Regions from separate parts of the Homo sapiens genome. Here region 1 is linked to region 2. Evidence: read pairs that join two places in POLR2A ChIA-PET (ENCODE). Cell type or tissue: HCT116. All regions are shown on one strand. Links, peaks and the distances in the headings refer to the core of each region. The heading gives the core; the rest is flanking DNA.

Evidence for each region. ChIA-PET counts read pairs that join two places held together with the same protein. Peaks named below come from ENCODE experiments on the same cell type or tissue, not always from the same donor. Only the 100,000 strongest peaks of a DNase experiment are listed, where the experiment ranks them.
Region 1: POLR2A ChIA-PET joins it to region 2 with 5 read pairs; 1 of 35 experiments calls an interaction of 5 or more read pairs at or near these places.

The regions. Positions count from the first base shown.
Region 1 is chr4:10,097,808-10,100,703 of GRCh38, forward strand. It overlaps WDR1 (WD repeat domain 1), which reads right to left. Exons shown (of 15, transcript NM_017491.5): 4 at 1,185-1,332; 5 at 1-84. Among named protein-coding and RNA genes, the nearest start is that of WDR1, 18 kb to the right of the region's middle. In HCT116, for the core only: no CTCF peak of the experiment used is centred there; a DNase peak (open chromatin) is centred at 1,234; H3K27ac peaks cover 641 bases.
Region 2 is chr4:9,530,922-9,533,817 of GRCh38, forward strand. It overlaps the pseudogene LOC101928948. Among named protein-coding and RNA genes, the nearest start is that of MIR548I2, 24 kb to the right of the region's middle. RefSeq lists silencers at 1,242-1,551, 1,562-1,631 and an enhancer at 2,156-2,896. In HCT116, for the core only: a CTCF peak has its summit at 1,309 (motif pointing right); a DNase peak (open chromatin) is centred at 1,440; H3K4me3 peaks cover 1,840 bases; H3K27ac peaks cover 972 bases.

The DNA.
Region 1 (2,896 bases), core at 242-2,741, 570 kb after region 2:
ATGTCCACGCTGTTGATGACTTTGTTGTGTCCTGTAATCTCGCCCACAGAAGAGCCACTATCCCAGAGGAAGACTGCTCCAAACCTTGACCCAATGACACAGGTGGAAGACAAAAAAAAAAAAAAAAAATCAATCCCAGAAGGCTGGTAAGCAATCTGATAGCTGAGCTGCCAGTGCACAGAGGATGGAGTGACTGTCAGCAGGCAGCTCAGAACGCCACAGGGACAAATGAGGGAAGCACTGGGGTTCTGGCTCCACAAGGCATTTGTCCAAAGGACCCAAGAACAAGATGGGGCAAGCCGGCGCCTTCGGGAAGGGGATGCATGTGTGTGTCTGTGGGGCCCCACGCCACAGGGCCCAGGGCTATCTTTACAGCTTCACCATTCTCCTTACAGTTCTATTGGGAGGGAACAGTTACCATCCCCTACAGGAATGAGATGCCCTGCTCTTGGCTGACATTCAACAAAAACACTGTTTTAGTTACTATTTGCTACTGAAAAAAGAAGGAATTAAGACCAACAGGAATGACTTGAGAAGCCATGGAAAAACACCTACTAGAACATGTACGAGAAAGTGCCATTCAGTGAAGAACAGACATGCCACTGTCAAGTTCAAGGGGTTATGGCCAGCCATGGTGCTGCAGGGGGGACTCTGACTCTCTTGAATTAAAAAAACCTGGGTTTCGGCACCAACCTCACCAGTCACTAGGCCCCTGAGGTCAGTAGCCACCCAGTGCCACCCAGCCAGCATCCACTGCCCCTCCCTCCTCCATCAGAGACCCTTGGGGGAGGTGCCCAGCTGGAAGAAACAGTTCAGCCTCCCTGGCAGCTTCATGGGGCAGCTGCTGTGAGGGACCCCGAATAGAAGTGCTGTTGCTCTTTCACTCTGTCCCCTTCTTGCTGCCTGCAGGTGGGCATGAGAGCTGGGGTTCTAGCAGGCAAGGCACTCAGGACGTCAGAGGAGATACATGAGTGCTGGGCCCTGGTGACAAACCCAGTGTGATGTGGAGTTCTACCTTACCTGGGGCTGCAGCCAGCCCTCACGGGGCCCGGCACCTACTGGGAGCTCAACCCTCACGAGTGCAAGTTAGTACAGACATCAGCGCATCCCCCTCCCAGGGTCATAGCACATGGACGCATGAGCCACAGCAACAGGGCAGGGAGGGGCTGAGAGGAGTGACTCACTTCTCCCTTCCTTCCCCGACCACGGCGATCCTCTTACTGTCTTCAGTCCAAGCAATGTCTTTGATCTTCCCAGCGAAAGGCTGGTACTCATACTTCAACAGGTGCTCCTTCTGCGTGGTATCCCAGATCCTCAGCTTCCCAGACACATCTGTGGGGCACAGCGGGCGGGGGAGGGGGGGAGGCGGTGGTGGGGTAAAGGGCAGGGGGAGAGCCACAGGTCACTGCCGGGCCAGGGCCACGTGGCCATAGGCCCACTCAGAACCATGTCTGGTTGCTTAGGCTTTCTAGAGGAAAAGGCCTAGTGAAGAGAACGTGTCTTAGGGCAACAATATTCAGCCACCCTTAAGTCAGAGCCCGTGGCATCCAGAGGCCTGCCATTTGGGCCTCTGCATTTTGCCAGAAATCTTGCCAGAAATCATCTGGATAACAAACCCTGCTTAGGCATCAGAAAAAGCCCAGGGACACATCATGGTAAACTCCAATATGCCAGGAAGTGGTTTAGTTTTCTCACTGTGTTTCTTTTCTTGTAGGGGCATCAGAATGACGTGTGGGCCTCAGGCCACCTTTGTGGAATGGGACGGCACTGGCTACACCTGCCTCTCCTTTGCAGTTGCTGCAGTGACTTCTGGAAACGAGGTGCACAGCTGTGAGGGTGCAGCGTGCTGCCCACTGCGATGCCTCAGCGTGGCCTGGCGGCCTCCACCTGGGCCTGCAGACCGGGCTTCCTGTGCAGCTTCCCAACAGCGTGCTGCTGCCTGGCAAATCAGCAGCCTCACTCACACACCGAGCAGTTCCACGACGCACAGGAATCCAAGCGTAAGATTCTTCTGTGAGAGTAGCAGGTGGGTGTTGCGGGGGAAGGAGAATTACACACAGAACTCGATGCTGATTCTCTTCTCACCGGAGCGTGGGCAGCCAATTGTAACAGAAGCAACACCGGGGGCCACGTACCCCCAATCCCCCACCACGATCCTGTCACCAAGTACCAAGTCCCAATCCCGACACACCCTCTCCAAATGAGCACTGTGTTGGCGTGAAGAAATGGGAGCATTCTAGACTAACTCTCAAGGCTTCACGCTTTAAAACCTCAGCCCCATCTGCTAAGCAGGTAAAGGCGCCTTTTTAAGAGGATTGTCAGGACACGTTAACAACCACCACAGCTCTACAGCTGCTTCCAGTGAAAAGAGCTTTTGTTTTCTTGCTGCAACTGAGCAGCTCAAAGGAGGGCAGCAGCTAAGAGCCAGGCCTTGGGAGCAGGGGCCCTGGGTTCAAATCCAGCCTCTGCCACACACAGGCTTTGTGGGGCTCAGCAAGCAACATGGCTTGTGTCCTTATCCAGAAGAGTGGAAATAACAGAGCCACTCACAGGGCTGCTGTAGGTTCCACGAGTTAACACGTGCGAAGTCTCCAACTAGTCTTCAGTGCACAGCAAGAGCTCGTTACGAGTCAGGTGGAACGAGTCCACGAATTAACGGAGGCTCTACACAGGCCACGAAGATGCCTTGCTTGTGGGCAGACACAGCCCGAGCCTAGACTGAGCCATCCTCTGAGATGAGGGAGATGCACGTAAGGACTGTCCTGCTCTCAGTCCAGCTGCGGGGACAGGCAAGAGGTGATGCCAAATCCAGTGAACAGCACTAACTAAGGGGAGTCCCAGAAGGGCCCAGTTCTCTGCACAAGGTCCAGGAAGACCACCTGCTGTGCTACCTGAG
Region 2 (2,896 bases), core at 288-2,787:
AGCTGTTAGGGTTGAAATAGGGAGCACAGCAGGGTAGGGGCCGCCATTAGGAGCTTAGTGGGGAGACCATTGTGCAACATGGTTCCAGCGCTTGGGGTGGGGAAGCTCAGGGAGTAGAGGGGCCTAGGATCCCGGGCAGAATCATGGAAAGGACACAGCCTCCCCAGCCTCTCCTGCCTCCACTGCCTCCCTGGCCTCCTCTGCTTCCCTGGCCTCTCCTGCCTTCCTGGCTTCCCCTTCCTCCCTGGCCTCCCCGGTCTCCCCTGTCTCTCCTGCTTTTGAGGTAGGCCAGGAGCTGCTGGTGCTCACTTAGCCTGTCCTGGACTCTTGGTGTAGCACCTCGTTGTCCATAAAATACCCAAGGGTTCAGCTCATCACACAGCCAAGGAAGGAGCTCCACACTGACACTAAGGGTGCATCCTGGGCTCATTCATCAGGGCATGCCTCCAAAATATTTCTCCACGTCTCCTCCCTTTGCCCACCTGCACTGTCTCTGTGCCTGAGCCCCGGCTGGGGGCCTGCAAGGATCCCCTATCTCCTCTGTCCCTGCAGGGCTGGGTCCCAGGCAATCTGTCCGCCCACAACCCCTCTCTCCCCTTGCCCACCATGCTCCAGCCTCACAGTCTTCTTTCTGCTTCTTTCCCAGCCTCTGGGCTTTTGCACACGCTGAACCCTCTGCCTGAACACCCTCCACTGGGCTGAGAACAACTCTCTGAGACCTCTCTCAGCTGTTGCTTCCTTTGGAACAGCCGCTGCTGCTGTCCCTCTCCCAGCTCCAAGACCTGCTGAGCCTCCTGTCTTTCTCAGTTCCCATGCCCCCAGCACTTCTCCTTGGCCTCCTTTGGCCCAATTGACAATGTCCATTCTCAATGCCTTCTCACCCAGCGCTGAGTCCCACTGGGTGAAGGCCATGCCTTTCATGTTCACCACAATATCCCCTCCCCCATCACCACGCCCGGTCCACAGTGATGCTCAAAAAAGATCTGTTGGTAGGCAATGCGAAGGTGCATTCATGTCATCCTGCAGGCGGAATTCTCCAAGAGTTTTGAGCAGCCTCGGTTTTCCCACCACCTCCAAATCATGCAAGACACAGGGTAAGAGCAAAGACAAGATGGCTGTGGCCGATGTCCACCCTCTCGGGGCGTCCCTTCTCTTCTCTCCTCCTTGGGCAGGGAGACCTTCGGGGTGCAAACTGGCTGGGGCGGGGAGGAGGTGCAGGGCCTGGCCGGAGCGGGCCTGGCCACGGGCAGGGGACAGCGACCACCTGGGCCGGGGCAGGTGAGCGCGGAACAGGCCCCGGCCCGGCGTGTCCGCGGTGCGCGCGAGCGGCCAGCAGAGGGCGCCAGAGAGCCAGGAGCGGCCGGCGGAGGAGCCCGCGCCGACCCCGTTGCCCAGCTCCGCGCCGCGCGGACCCAACGAGCTCGCGCTCAGACGCCCCAGCTCCGCCCAGAGGCCGCTCGCGCCGGGTCCTTCCTCTAACCCAAGTGCAGGCAGAGCCCCCGGAGCCATGGCCAGCCCTTCCGGCAGCTCCAAAGCCACAGGCAAGCCCCGAGGCTGGGATGGCCGGCCCAGGAGGGAGGAGGACGACGTACCTCCCGAGGAGAAGAGGCTGCGGCTGGGGCTGGAAGGGGGAAGCGCACAGCCCGAGGACTGCGAGGACGGGGAGGACGCGCCGCGGCCAGGCAGGGAGGAGACCGGCACCCAGACAGGTGGCGACGGCAGAGGAGTAAGTGACGCGGGCGTGGGGGTCCGGGGGTGCGCGGTAGGGGCGGCGGGAGGCTCAGTGGCCGGCCCCGGGTTGAAGTTGGTAACTGAGCGGCAACTCCGGCGGGCGCGGAGTTACAGCTCGTGACGGCCTCCGAGACGCCAGCTGCCCCTTCTCGGATGTGTGGCTTCGACTTCCTGATTCTCCCACGACGTCCCTGGCTGGGAGACCCGCTGGACTCTGCGGCTGGCCAAAAGGGGAAGGGGAGCCCCGCGTCCTGGGTGCCCCCAGCAGGGGAAGGGGGGGGTCGTGCTGGGCATCCTGTCTGGGGCATCTGTCTGGGACTCTGTCGGTGCCTCTCACCTGGCGAGGGGCTTGTGGTGGGGGTAGGCGGGAAGTCCTTGGCGCCGGGCTTGGCCAAGCCCTGCTCTGCTGGGCTGCGGGCTGGTGGCGCTCACCCAGCTCCTCACCTGCCCCGCGTCCTCCTGTTTTTCTTCCTTTTCTGGTTGGACAACGAGAGTTGAGAGGAGGCAGATGGCTTCCATCCCAGAAATCGCTCTCCTCTTTCCATCCCTACAGAGAGGGACAGAAAGGCAAAGTTCCTTGCATCCCCTGGGGCGCTGTCCCTGTGAGCTCCCGGTGTCCTGCACACGTGGGCCCCTGAGTCACCGGGCCTGTGTGTGTGCGATGGGGCTCCGTGGCCAGCCTGGCCTCCTGGGGTTCACTTTCTGCTTTCCTACCCCAACTCTTCCTGTGTGGCTTTGCTGGCCTTCCATTGGGGAGGCACATGGGTTTGGAGGGCAGATGAGGGCCCGCTGGAGAGCTGTACCCCTCAGTGAGGGCCGCCACCTTGATGGTTTTTGATGGATAATGGGGTTGACCTCTTTGTTCCTTCCACATGTTTTTATGTTTGACCATTTAGTCAGCTGAGCTTGTCTTAATCATTTGATTCGTGGTGAATGAGCCCCACATGGGCGAGAGGGCGACCTTCATTCTGAACCCATTTAGGCAGCACGGGCAGCCCTCCTCGCCGTGGGCTGCATCAGAGCCCCCTGCCCAGTCTTGGGGTTGCTCCCGGATGCTGTCTGGGAGGCTTGCTCATGGTGACATCCTCATCTCCCCATGCACTTTACTGCATTCAGAGCTTGGGTCACCTGGACACTGAACTCAGGTGAATTTTCTCTGAGATCC